2 separate regions of the Homo sapiens genome follow, and region 1 is linked to region 2. The links are chromatin contacts, found by Hi-C or POLR2A ChIA-PET in ENCODE. All regions are on one chromosome and are shown on one strand. Each heading gives the region's core, a stretch centred on a gene start or an enhancer-like site at or near the end of the contact. The rest is flanking DNA. Distances are from core to core; before and after follow the strand shown.

Region 1 (7,195 bases), core at 4,449-6,948, 840 kb before region 2:
ATTTTTAGCAAAACAGGATAATGAAGGCTTCTTTCATAGCAATCATTGTGCTGCAGGGCTATCTGGGTCTCCGCTGCCAAATGCTGAACCAGCTGTATTTTAAACTTCAGTCCTCGAGCTCCCCAGCCAGAGCCCAGACAGCAGGTAGAGGCAAGACAGAGAGGGGAAGCCTGTCAGTCCCTTGCAAGTTTGAAGAGAGCCTGTGAGGATAACCCAAACTGGTTCATCACTTGCCACCAGGGCTACTCGGACAGTGTGGTTTCGCTCTTTTTGTGAAATTCATTTTAATCTATGGTTTTGAGGTTTTATAGCTGACTCTGACTGCAGTCATTAAATAAACAAAAAAATGGGGGACTCATCCATTTATATATACTCCCAGAAAACATTAGCATGTACCCTAATTTGCATTGCCTTTAGTTACTTCCATGCTTTGTTAACAGAAAGTGCAAGTTGTCGGGAATTTACCAAAGGTTAAATTCTACAATCTGGTCATTTAGAACGCGGAATGCATTTCCCAGATGATAAACAGTGGGTAGAATCCCAGGCCAACCCATTCGATTCTTAATACAACAGGGAAAATAACAGTAGTCTTTGAACTTTATGTAATCACCACTGATAACATTTTTCCCGAGTTTCTCACTCTGAGATGCCCCGTCCCAGCCCTGGTATTGGCAGCAGGACCCACTTTGGTCTCTTGACACAAGCATGAGAGGAGAAGTGGGCAGGGCAGATTCTGATCTGGTCAGGTCCTTCTTTTGTGCCAACCAGAACCCGGATTTGGAAAATGAGGTACCTTTCTCCAGCATGAACAGCAGCCATAACTTGTTAATTTTGCGCATGCACAAAGAAGGCAATTTACAAGGACGATCATTGGCCAGATTTTCTGAAATGGAGAGCAAAGAGCAGGGGATAAACTCCCCTGCCAGCCATAAATGTAATGGAGTTGCTCGTAAGCCTGAGATTTGTAAATTCTCAGTGTTCTAAGGCTACCAGTCCTTACAACACCCACAGATTGGAGCCAAGATGATTCCAACAAACCCTTTCAGAGTTCATCTTTTGCAAAGCAGACCTCTACAGCCTTGCTTTCTAACAGTTCCTGAGGGCAAAACTTACAAGTAACACCACCAGGAGAAGTGTTAGTAAAAACCTAGTCAAGGAGGCCATTATTTTTGACAGGTCTAATTTACTGACACTGTTAATAGCTAATTAACACATTAAGGTGCTGAGGCATGAACATATTTATTTAGAAGTTCTCTGAAGTATAATTTATAGTTAGTTCTCCTGGGAGAAATGGCAAGCATTCCCACTAGCAAAAATAGATGGCATACACTAAAAACAAGCTGGCTGAAAATCATACTCAGCTGAAGTTCAAGTGGTACTTTGAAAGGAGTATGGGTTAACAATAAACAGAAATCACAAGCTCATTCAGCTGTGAAATTTTCAAATAGTAAAATACAGTGACTTTAAATTAATGAACTCTGTTGGAGGAAAGCTTCAAGGTGTTCCTTAAAAGTTAAGTGTTTTCCAAATTATGTGTACTTTATTTTCAATTGCAAATCAGCAAAAAACGAAAACATCCACTTGGTGGAGACAATTCGCTAATAGCACCTGTGCTAGTTGATGGATTTAGGGGGGAAAAAAGAATGTGCTTTTCTTTTCCTGGTAGCTTTGTGTACTTCTGCAAATCCTTTGAGAGAACAGTGGTATGGGGAGGGCAGGAACTCTGAGTTTCACCTCTGGTGCTTCTATTTACCCAAGGTATGTACTTGGTTATAGGACCTAATCTCTTTGAGGCTCAGTTCTCTCATCTGTAAAACAGGGATGGCAGCACCTCCTTCACAGGATGAATAATATGGATGTCTGCTGAGCAGTAAGAAAGTCATCAAAGCATCCCGTCATATTATAATACTACAATGGATTCTAAGCAGAAATTAGAGCTGGGTTCTTAATATGGCATAACGTTAAATCTAGACATATAGCTTTGCTAGGCCTCATTTTTCTTATAAGGAAAACAAGTGGCAATGATACCCCTAGGGGAGGGGAATCAGAGATTTCTTTATATAAGAAATTTAGGGCTGGGCGCATGGCTCATGCCTGTAATCCCAGCACTTTGAGAGGCAGAGGCGGGCAGATCACTTGAGGTCAGGAGTTCAAGACCAGCCTGGCCAACATGGTGAAACCCTGTCTCTACTAAAAATACAAAAATCAGCCAGGTGTGGCAGTGGGTGCCTGTAATCCCAGCTACTCAGGAGGCTGAGGCAGGAGAATTGCTTGAACCCGGGAGGTGGAAGTTGCAGTGAGCAGAGATCATGCCATGGCACTCTGTCCTGGGGGACAGAGTGAAACTTTGTCTCAAAAAAAAAAAGAAAAGAAATTCAGAATAATGACCTCGTCGTTTGACTCCAAGAGTTCTTCTACCTAACACAAGATAGGCAAGAGTCACGAGCCTTCTCTCTCCCTTCCTGGATTCTCTTCCCAATCTAGAGCTCATACCTGGGTTTAAGGGGAGGGCTGTTCCACTCAGGCCACCATGGCCACTTTCTCCAAAGGCAATGTCAGGACCAGCACCCACCAGATGTGGCTGACCTGGGAATGCAAGGTAGAGGACAAACAGAGGGCCCCTACCCTGGAAGCTTCCACTTGCAGGTGGGGGAATCAACTCCCCTCCACAGGAAAACACAGTTGCATGATTTAACCCTCCAAGATGTTATTCTGAGAGATACAGAAAAGTAAGTTTGTTTTGCGGTAAGAAATGCCATCTTAAGCCACAGAAGGAAAGTCATCAAAAAAACAGGCTGATAAATATGATTCTATTACAAATTTCAAAGTCCTGTGTGAGAAAAGGCATCATAAATTTAAAAGATGAACAATGGTGTGAGATTGCAACCTACATAACAAATCAAGGACTGACAAATCATCGAAACCACAAAGAAACAACAGAACCATGGGCCTAAGATATGGATGCCAATTCACAAAAGAGAAAAAAAAACGGTCAGTGAGTTTTGACCATTTTTATAACCAGTGATTTTGACCACGGCAATAAGGGAAATGCCAACTAAAATGATAAGATGGCTGGGCGCGGTGGCGCACACCTGTAATCCCGGCACTTTGGGAGGCCGAGGAGGGTGGATGACCTGAGTTCAGGAGTTCGCGATCAGCCTAACATGGTGAAACCCTGTCTCTACTAAATGCAAAAAAAATTAGCCGGGCATGGTGGCACATGCCTGTAATCCCAGCTACTTGGGAGGCTGAGACAGGAGAATCACTTGTACCTGGGAGGCGGAGGTTGCAGTCGGCTGAGATTGTGCCACTGCACTCCAGCCTAGGCAACAAGAGCAAAACTCCGTCTCAAAAAAAAAAAAAAAAAAAACTGGATTAACACAGAGTGGTGAGAATGTGGAGAAGCAGGTATTCTCATACACTGTCAGTGGAAAGTAATTTGACAGTATGAACTGAATATTAAAATGCACGTGTATTCTACTGCTCTTACGATACCATTTCTCAGTGGAATGGAGTCTACAGAAATACACACACATACAAAGAGGTGAATATAAGATTTTCAGTAAAGCACCACCAACAAAGAAAAGCTGGAAAAGGTCCAATGTCCACAATGGATCTATGGTTAACTAAGCCATTTTATGCAGTCTAATGAATATACCATGCAGCAGTTACACAGAGTCAAGTCACTTCTATTAAGTACTGACTTGGAAAAATACATTGATTTTAAAGTGTTGTACAACAGTAGGTAGTGTCATGCCATTTATGTTTTTAAAAGTCATTTTTTAGTCACATGAGCACACAGGAAGGCCATTTTGCAAGCTGGATGGCATAAAAATGTCACTCCTCTCTGTTCTCCTCCCAGCTAACCAGGACAACTATTCCTACTTCCTCTTCACTCCCGGCCCGATCTGCCCCCAAACAGGTATGGTACCACCTCCACTCTCACTGCAGACATGTAGGAGAAAACTTTATTATTCTGCACTTAATAATATTCATAGAGCATTCATTTCCTTCTCTCCCTTGTCCCCCAACTGTCCTACAGAAGGAAGCGTACCTATCTGGCACACTATCTCAGAGAACAATAGAGTTACAACAGAAGAGTGTTCAGAGGACAGTAACACATTGCTGACTATAAATCACAGGAACAAGAGAATGCCTGTTCATCTACCTGGATGCGTGCTCTACAAACCACAGGAAATTCAACGGTAATGCTGGGGAATAAACACTGTTCCGGCTGCTTATTTTACCGAACAGGACACGGACCCGGGCGCCACCCTTCTAAAACTAGATGCGTATTCCTTATACGGAGGTTCCATCAAATACCACGTTGAGCAACAGTTTGCTCTTCGTGGCAAACCCCATCTTAGAGGAATCAACTATTTTCTTTCATTTACCCAGCTATGTAAACAAAACCTGCAAGTGCGGTAATAAAAGAAAAAAACACCTCAAATCTAGAAATATGTAATGTAAATAACTCCTCTTAAGTTTCTGCCAGGATTCGTTTGCTGTAAAATCCTGGAAGCAACGGGCCTAGAACTTGAGCAATCAATGGGACCGGGCTGACATCGGCTGTTGTCTTGAAACTCAACAGAGCCAGAGTTCTGTGTGAATATCCACCAGCTGCTACCAGCATAAGGCCTGACTAACCAGAGCAACGCAGGTGAACCTCCACAAAGGAACAACCCAGGACAGCAGCAGGCACCGGGGACTCGGATGCAGAACTGGTCAGCTCCCGGCGCCACGCTCTCACGGCCCAAGATTCCCTACCCTCTGCGGACTCATCGCGGCACCGCAAGGGCTATTATTTTCCTAAAACTCGGAGGAAGTGTTTGTAGTGTTGCCTAGGCAGACAAGTTTGTAGAAGCTCTTTAAAGGGAAACAATAACAACAACAAATTCTGCAATATGTTTTCCCGCTTCCAACCTCTCAACCCCCACCCCCGCCTACTTTTAAAAGAACCAACGAAATGGCTCAAGGGAGGTCAGGACAAACGGATTTGGCTTGCAATGACACCATTTTTATCAGAACCCAGCCTTCGGGGAACGTAGGGGAGGGAGGTGGAGGAGACAAGCCCCTGCAGCATGAACTCTGGGTCCCAGCGGTCCCCAAGATATGGGGGGTGGGGGAGGGCAGCCGCTTCCTTGACTCTCAGGACCGCAAAGCTTCCCCATCCCCCGACGCCTGGGAGTCACCAACCCGGGCCTGTCTGCGTGTCCCCCCTCCCGGGGTCCCAGGCTCGAACAGGCGCCCCGCGAGACAGCCATCAGGAGAGGGCGGGCACCAGGAGCGTCCCTGGCTCCCTAAGGCCCTGTTGGGAGAGACGGGTCGGGCCTCAGAGGAGTCCAGTCTAGGGGTCCCGCTGGGGGTATTGGGGGCGAGAGGGCGCCTAGCGGGCTGGCCATCAAGGAAGGAGGGCTGAGGGCGGGGGCCGCGGGGATGCAGACCGTCCAGCGCCAGCATGGAGGGGAAGTCCTTGCAGTTGGAGACGCCCGTGGAGTCGGTAACGCACGCCTTCCACAGGTTGGCCCAATAGGTGGCGGTTGTGATGACCGTGCCGTCGATGGTAGACACCTTCCAGTAGTCGGTGGGCAGCGTGGAGGACACCAGTACCCAGCCTGAGATGGAGACCATGAAGGCGATGATCTCCGAAGCCGTGCTAGCCATGCCGCCGGCTGCAGCCGCGCTCGCTCTCCGGCTCCCACTCTGCGCCGCGACCCCCGCACTCCCAACCCCGGGGCTCCGCCTCCCGCCTCCGCCTCCGCCCACCGTCCCCGCCCACCACCCCGCCCAGCGGACCCGGCGCCAGGGGGCGCACGCGACCCCTCACACCCATGCCCTGTCCCTTGAGGGGCCTCAGAGGGCTCGCGGTCGCCCCCCGGGTTCTCCATCTGCAGCTGGCCCGCGCCCGCGTGCGGGAGGAAGGCCGGCCTGCGCTCCCCTGAGCCAAAGGGCCGCGGAGAAGGGCTCGCTTGTTGGAGCGGCTCAGGTTCAGACTGGCAACCGGGTGTGGACAACCTGCTGCGCCCCCACCTCACCACCCCCACCCAGCCCTACCCAAGGCAAATAGCTTGGCTTCCTGACTACCTTGTAGAAGCAGAGCAGGAAAAGCCTTTTGCATGCCCTGAAAGGACACGGTTTGGTAACTCAGCCCTCGGTTTGCTGAACTCTAAAGGTTTGCGTGCCACGCTTGTTTGGGTGACTCTGTTTGACTTGTCAAGGAGGGATCATTGCAGATTCTGGGCTGGAAACCGGCCTTGCCCTCAAAACTCTGCAGTTCTTTTTGGCCTGGTGCTATGCGGAAAGTCATGGCAAAACGGTGCGTGGCACAGGCCTAAAGTCAAGATAGCAGCAGATGGGGCATCCTGACGATCTTGATCTTGCTGGTGTACTCATACTAATGCACTACGCAGAGGGCATTTGTTCAACACATTTTCCCTGTAGGTCCCTTCCAGCTTCCAGGTCTAGAGGCTATTCTATGAAAGGATGCTGTTATCCCAGTCAAAACTGCTATCTTGTCTTTTATTTTTTTTTAAACCACCTCCATCTCTCACGCCTAATTGAAATATAAACTCATTCATTCCTTCATCCCTTCATTGCTGTCTCAAGGTAAACATAAAGATCAAGGTGTACTTCTGGCTCCTGAGGCCACAAATCTGGGCATAAATGAGAGAACAAGGACACGGGTTATTATTTGTCCACTTAAAGGTTCTTGCAGTTTTGTTATGAGCTTCCAGGTTTCACTTGTTGCCAAAAGTAAGGAAAGGTCTAAAACCTATCAATCAGTCTGCTGTGATAAATCTCGTGCTAACCCTCTGTGTCACTATCTTTAGGCAGAAACACTCTGGTTCAATGTGAAGAATTTCTTAATTTCCCTTTGTCACTTTTTTTTTTTAACCAAATGGGTGCCCAGTGAAATTAGAGGCGACAAGGTGACTGGAGAAGAGAGGAAGCTGGACATAGAATCATCAAAACTTAGATTGGAAGAATCACTGTAGACCAGCAGGACACGCTCCACACTCAAAACAATGTTCCTGTCTATTTCTAGAGATAATGTTTAGCCCATGCTCCACCCTTCAGGACCAGCAGTTCAGTGCATGGCAACGTATCTATTCTGTTTTTCTTCATGTTGTTTTGACAGCCCTTTAAAAAAGCTTTTCTTCCTATTGAGCCCCAAATCTGTCTCTCTTCAATGTCT
Region 2 (6,955 bases), core at 1,655-4,154:
GCCGCCGCCGCCGGGGGGCACACGCACTCGCACCCCAGCCCGGGCAACCCGGGCTACATGATCCCGTGCAACTGCAGCGCGTGGCCCAGCCCCGGGCTGCAGCCGCCGCTCGCCTACATCCTGCTGCCGGGCATGGGCAAGCCCCAGCTGGACCCCTACCCCGCGGCCTACGCTGCCGCGCTATGACCCCGCGGGGCCGCCTCGCGAGGACCGGTGTGCACACGTGTACATATGTATAGGTACGAGCGCTGCGGCCTCCCCGTGCGCCCTCCCGCGACCGGGGGCCCGGTTTGTATGTACATAGAATGTATAGGTGCCAGGTAGAGGCAGAGAGGCCAGGCGGGGCAGGAGTGGCCAAGCGCGCAAGGGCGCGGGCGAGCAGGCCTGTGAATTCGCAGGATCATTTCAGACCCGCACTTCGGCAGCCAACTCGAAAGCAGGCGGTTGTGTGCGGCAGCAGTTGGCGTTTGCTTTGCACTTCGGAACCTGTTGCGTTTTGACCCACGGAGGTGGAGGAGTAACTTTTTGACATGTTGGCCTTTCCAGTTTTGTTGGAAGTTTCATGGTCGGTTTTGTTTTTGTTTCTCATTCTTCTTCCTCGCCCCTCAGCCCCCCAACCCCCAACCCCCTCCCGGTCCGTGTTGCATGCACGCTGTTCAAATGTGAGGTCTGAAATGGCTGGCACACGGGAAAAGCTGCTTGTGTCATTCGTTTCTGGGAGTGGGATGGCTCTGAGCAGCCTCGCCTCCCTGTTTGTACTATTTGAACTTTGCAGATCTCTGTTCTCTCAAGCAGAACTCCCAACCAGATCCATTCTTGACCAGTGACCGGCTCGAATCTGGCCTTTTGTGTGAGATGATCACGGTTTCTTTTGTTTATCACGCCATTTGCAAATCAGAGCAAGAGCTCTTTCTCAAGGGCAAGAAACGCAAACAAGAAATATTTGTGAGATGAAAGTTGTCAATTGGATTTTCTTCCTAAACAAACAACAACAACAAACTACTAGAAGTCTCCCTGAGTCCACTCGCTTGGATTTCTGACACAGTTTACAAAAAAGGAAAAAGGCACTGCTCCTATTTTCCCTTATGGCTGAGTTCACCTTAAGATTGTAAATGTGTATATGTCAGTGAAAACATTGAGGCTTGGAAAATGTGTTATTTTCGTTGCCCTAAGTTTGAGTCGACTTTAGACTCAAAAACATTTTGAGCGAATATCAAAGTTAACTTTTAAAAATTGCGAAACTATTTCAGAATCGCAATTTTATCGAAGATTAAATCAGACTTTTTTGTCTGGTAATTATATATTTATTATTTAGCAAAACTGAAGAAAAAAAGCACAGAATTGTTTCAACAGATGTCTCTCATTTTCAGCTAGCATTTCTCTCCCAAGTTGAGCTGGTTTAATGTGTTTTGGATTTCCCTCCTCAATTGGCTTATTTTTTAGATCACCTGCAATTCATTTGCAAATTGCAATAAAACACATTTTAGAAAAAAGGAACCTTCAATTATTAGCTTTGTTTCTTTTTAAATGTATATATTTTGACTAATGTTTGTGAATGAAGTTGGCTAACATGTATTTAGTTTCATTTTGGCTTTATGTAATATAAAGTTTTTAAAATTTTAAATATGGTTTTAACCTTTATGTGTAAATGATTTTCTAGTGTGACCTTCTAATTTAATATTAGACGTCTAAGGTATATCTGTAAATTAGAATCCGACTATCACTCTGTTCATTTTTTTTGAACAAAGAGTTTAAATAAAGCCTGAACCAGGGAAAAGAAAAATCTTCTATTTCTTGTTGAGTTCCTAACAAGATTTTTATCTGAATTGCCCTTACGTGCCTGGTCCAGGTGAAGTGTAAGGTATCCTCCAAAGGCACCCTTTGTTTCACTTTTGAATAGATTTACTAGGAAATCTAAATCAAGCCATTGTTATTCAGAGCCAAAAACCTGATTTATCACATTTTTAATCGTGAATAGGAAAGAAGATTTTTAAAAAGCCCAAGTCGTTGTATTAGCTTTAACAACAACAAAAAAAAGGCATTCATGAACCAGTAGAACAGAGCCCATTGAAAACATCCAGACCTTTCAAAGCATTTCACCAGTTTCTAGTAACATTTTAAGAGGGGAAAGTTGCTTGACCACTTTATCTTGTTAGTTGAAGAGCCCCACCACTTAAATCAGTGTAATTTGTTCTCCTATCTTTGGGGTATTCCTTGTTGACACCTTAAGGTTTTATTTGGAAGGATAATCACTACTAACGACAAAGTACAAATTTTGGCCTCTTTAGGACTTAATTTTGTTATGCTAATCGCATTAAAGTAGAAGTATAACATTCAAATGGAGAGGGTTGGATTTCTAGGGCTAGACAAATTGCTACTAAAGTTTGAAAAATCATAAAGGATTTTAATTTTAGACAAGAAATAGAAGACTGTCAGAAAAAAAAAAATAGGAAGATCTCGCCCCCCCGCAACCAAAATGGAAATTCTCAAGATACTATATACAAGTCTTAAACCAGTTTCCCCATTGAGACCATCTCTGGAGCTGCACGTCTTTATAAACGACCCAAGTCTTTAAAGTCATTGTTTTCCCCCAACGGAATAATATTTTAAAAACCATGAAAAGTTTTGGAAATGTGAGAAATAGGCTCTGCTGGTTTGACCCTGATTCACTAATTAAAATGATCCCTCTCCTGTTATTCCCTGAGCTCTTTGCAATATTATAAGTTAATTCATATGGTTCTGAGCGATTATGCAAAACTAATTTGGACTGTCCAGGGGTAATTATCCCTGACACGGTTAATTAAATCCTTTCAAGGCTTCGTCTTTCCCTTTTGTAGCAGCCCATCCCTTCTCAACACGGAACTTCCTGCGGCTCGCTGGAAATCACCCCAGCCCTAAATCTTAGTTACCACCCTGAGCCTTCCAGCTCGGCCGCCTCCTCGGCCTGAAGACTCCCCGCCTCCTCCCGCCCCCTCCCCTTTTCCCAAAGATCAGCGTTTTCTGGGAGAAACGCTCCGGAGTTGTTGATGAATGAGAAGAGGACTGGAAAGATGGGTAAGAGGAGGGGTGAGGATGCCGAGGGGGAGCACCGAGGTCATATCGCCAACAGATTGTGCGGCTGTTTGAGGACCTCCACAGGCCCCACAGACTCGTTTATCACCCATTCTGACTCCAATGGTCTTGCTAACAAGTTGGCGGGTTTTGCGCCTGCAGAGAGCCTCCTGCCAAGTTAGACTGTGCAGAAGTAAGGGGTTGGAGCGGGGGGAGCGGCTCCGGGGCAAGAGGGCGTAGAGAAAGGCCCGGGGGTGGGTGGTGTAAGCGTCTGAAAGTGGCCCACAAATGCAGCGCTGTGATTGGGCAGAGAGCTGCTGCTGGCTCGCGATCTCTATCTCCATCTCTTTATCTATCTCCGTCTCTCTCCCTGTTTCTCCATTTTTCTTTCTTTCCTTCTCTCTCCTTCCTTCCTTCCATCTTTCTTCTTTCCCTTCCTTTTATTCTTCTATTTTCGTTTCTTTTCAAGGTTTTTTTTAAAGCCATGATGCAATTTCTTTGGTATTCACCGTTGTCCCAAAACTTGAAGCAAGCCTCGTATCCAAGGGGCCAGGCATGTTGCTTCGGGCTTTGTGCAAACAGGTGGAATTGCGCTGTGTAAGCAGTAAGAACTGGTGCTGGGGACGCTGTCGCGCGAGGGGGTGGCTTTGGGAGAGCAGGGTTGCTGGCCGCGATTGTTACTTCCCTTGACAATTTCCTCCTCCCCCTCCCCCAAGAAGATAGGAGAAAGCACCGCGGATCTCCCTCTCACCCCAGGCTCGGGGCGCAGAAGATGGAGAGAAGATTCCACTCTCCCCGGAGCAGATAGGGACGGTCGCGCCAGCCAATCAGAGCGCGGCTCGGCGCCGGCGCTCCCGGCCGCCTGGGCCGCCGTGTCCTCCAGGCAAGCGAAGTTCCCGCAACTCGTCCGCCTCGAGGGTCCGCGTCTTTCTTGCGCCCGCGGCCCAGCGGAGGCCGAGGGAGCCGTCCAAACTTTATTAATCTCTCCTCCTTTCTTTCTCCCTCAGCCCAGTGCATCTCAAAGGTCAGCCCTCTTCTTTTAAAAGACTGATATTATTAATGCACTGACAATTCCTCCCCCCCTTTTCTTTTTTCTCTCTTGCAGGGGGGAAAAAAAGGGAAATGGTGAAAAGAGCTTTTTTTATCCTTTTTTTTTTTTTTGTCCTTCAGTGGGAGCGTTTAGACAGTCGAGGAGGTTTTGTCCGAGAACAAAACGCAGGGTTGGGAGGTTTTGTGAGAGTGTTGTTTGTTGAAGTGGAGCTAAGAAAAAGCGGCGGCTTTCTCCTCATTGTGAAGAAACCAATCAGTGGTATTTGGAAAACTGTTAGCATTGTGCACTTCTTCTGTGTCCATTGTGAGGCGTTTCTTTTCACAAGGTTTTTTTTTCAGCCGATCCAGCTGGCCGGAATGAATAGCGGTGCAATGTGTACACGCTTTGTCCCTCCGGCCTTCAAGTAGCCCCCATTGAATAGACTAAGTTGACACTGCGTGACAGTGAAACAACATAATAAAAAATACATGAGCCCCTGAATAGGAGCAGGCGCATAAATAAATAAAATGGGTGACCAAAACTGGATAAACTGAATGACAAAACGGTGAAAGGGGAACAAAAAGATATTTAACACGCTAGATTAGCATTAGAATGCGATCTACAAGGCAGAACAATTGATGAATAGGTTTACCGGCCAAGAAAGAAATGGACTAAATGCCCTTTGAATAGATATGCTTTTTGCAAGGGCTTTGAATAGATATGCTTTTGCAAGGGCTGAATGGGAAAAGGTAAAGATGAAGCTATGCAAATGAGCCGGGGAACTTTTTATATATATTCTTTAAACACACACACACACACTGCGGGGGGAAGAGTGCTGCCTCGGGATGTTTATAGAAGCAATAATTGCCATTATTAGCATTGTCTGCGGCAGATAGAAATTGAACAGGTTGGGATAATATAGGGTAGCAGTAATTATTCTTCTAATTAATGGTCCTTTGCTACTTGAAAAAAGAAAAAAGGAAAGAAGTAGTAAAAGTTATGCAGAAGTTATGTTTCCTTGTGTCCATTTGCCCAGCGCTGGAATCTGTGGAGCAGGAAGCCTGGCAATTCCAAGATACGCGATGATCTTCAAACATTCCCGGGAGCCAGTCCTGAGGCTCTGGCTTCAGGGCCTAGTTTCCATTTATGCCGCGTTTTTGAGAGTCTAATACTGTGTCTGGCACATGGTAGGTGCTCACTGAATAGTCGTGGTATGAATGAATGAACGAATGAATGAATGAATGAATGAATGAATATAAGTTTAATGGGGGAAACCCGGGCCTCCTAATAAAGGTAGGGGCTGGGGGATACCTAGGGGCTTCCCCAGGAGGATTTCTTTTTTCATCATCCCACCCCTGGGAGAAAGGTCCACGCAGGATGGTCGCTTCCCCCTTGCTGAGAGTTTTGCCTTCAGCCTATCTGGGCCGCTGGAAAAGAGGAGAAGAATAAACAAGAGACAAGCAACTACTCCCCTACCGGCGTTCCGTCCTTGTCCTCACTGCCAAATCCACTCCAAAGCCGAGGATGGTGAGACTGTGAAGTTGCAAAGAAACACAGAGCCCACCCCCTTAAAGAATTACGATATATTTAAAGTTTGCCTCTTTCAGGTTTCTCTCCTTGGCTCCTGCCCCTTTCCCCTCCCGGCTCCTTGTCCTTGACTGAACCTCATGGGACAGAGAACCTCCTGTCCCCCACGAGGCAAGGCGCGAACCCGCAGAGATCTGGGGTGCCCTTTGGTTCCCTGCGCTGCCCTGGAGGCGTCCATAGAGGCCTTTGCCGCCAAGGACAGCAATTGTTTTATTTTCGATGGTTGCTCGCCAGGCCTGCGGGTCGCGGGCCCACCCAGCCGTCGAACTTTCCAGTCGTTATCAGCGCTGCTCCTAACTTAATGGAATAATGCAAATTATAGCCTGCCCAGCTGACACGTCCCTGCGAATGCGCCGGGGCTGAGCTCTGGCCAGCCGCTCTCTCGACGTCCTGGACGGCCGGAGGGAATGAAGCTCTGAATTGTGACAAAAGTGGGGGGGGGGCACCCCAAATTCTCAAAGCAATGTTCTTTTTTTTTTCTTTTTTCTTAAGCAATTGAGCCTTACCAAATGTCGGGGCCGCACGGAAGCCTTGCATATTTTAAAGTGTAACCTGAGCCTTCGCGGTTTCAGCTTCACTTAAAACATGCAAATTCTTGAAATTGAAAAATCTGAAAAACTTCCGAAGAGTTCTATCTGAATAAATCCAAATCCATTGGGAGTCGCTTTGAGGAGACAAAACGCACAGCGATTTGGGGTGAGGGATATTTGTGGGGAGGCAGGACGTGCTGGATTGGGTTTCCAGGGTCAAGGTGTCTCTGGGCCTTCGACGATAGCCTTAGCGCAGAGCAGGGAAGTGGCACCGCTAGGCAGCAAGCTCAGTTGCTCTACTTTTGTGACCCATCCCCCCACCCCCCCCACCGCCACCCTTGCCTCCGGGCCACTGCCCCTCTCTGCAAGCTTTGTCCGCTGGACTCCGTTGCCCTTGCGCGGCCGCCCCATCACTCACGCTTGACTGGAGGAAATAAAATTGGCGTTGGCTTTTTAATTCCAAGCTTCGTGCTTGATTGGGGGAGGGGTTATTTAGGTATTTTTTTTTTCAAACAGAAGAAATTTAGGTACTAATTGTAAACACCCCGTTGCTCTTCTTGAAAGTATGTATCATATTAGCCGAGGCCTTGGAGACACACGGCCTATTACTCATTTCCAGCCTCTAGGCAAAGAATTCTATGGAGATCCACCAGTAAAACCAGATTTCTTAAGGGAAATTACCAGGACGTCTTCAGACTCTCTTCAAGGGATATTACTGGTTGTCGATTACACTTGAGCACACTCTTCTCTAGCCCAC

What was found. A loop is a pair of places that touch in the nucleus more often than their neighbours do. ChIA-PET counts read pairs that join two places held with the same protein, here RNA polymerase II (POLR2A). Pooled maps may share reads with other maps.
Region 1: a loop to region 2 is called in a pooled map, with 7 times the contacts of the local background. The contact joins the promoter of CLDN10 here to the promoter of LINC00391 in region 2. A Hi-C loop is called at or near these places in 4 of 37 single-sample maps with no recorded cell type and 6 of 50 pooled maps. POLR2A ChIA-PET finds 5 or more read pairs at or near these places in 1 of 52 experiments (PC-9).

Annotation. Positions count from the first base shown.
Region 1 is chr13:95,551,223-95,558,417 of GRCh38, reverse strand. CLDN10 (claudin 10) reads right to left here and starts at 5,698. Exons shown (of 5, transcript NM_006984.5): 1 at 5,445-5,698. The coding sequence starts at 5,664.
Region 2 is chr13:94,704,450-94,711,404 of GRCh38, reverse strand. LINC00391 (long intergenic non-protein coding RNA 391) reads left to right here and starts at 2,904. Exons shown (of 3, transcript NR_170286.1): 1 at 2,904-3,054. It overlaps SOX21 (SRY-box transcription factor 21), which reads left to right. Exons shown (of 1, transcript NM_007084.4): 1 at 1-1,783. The coding sequence ends at 186. RefSeq lists enhancers at 4,296-4,977, 3,642-5,396, 5,416-5,920, 5,921-6,425.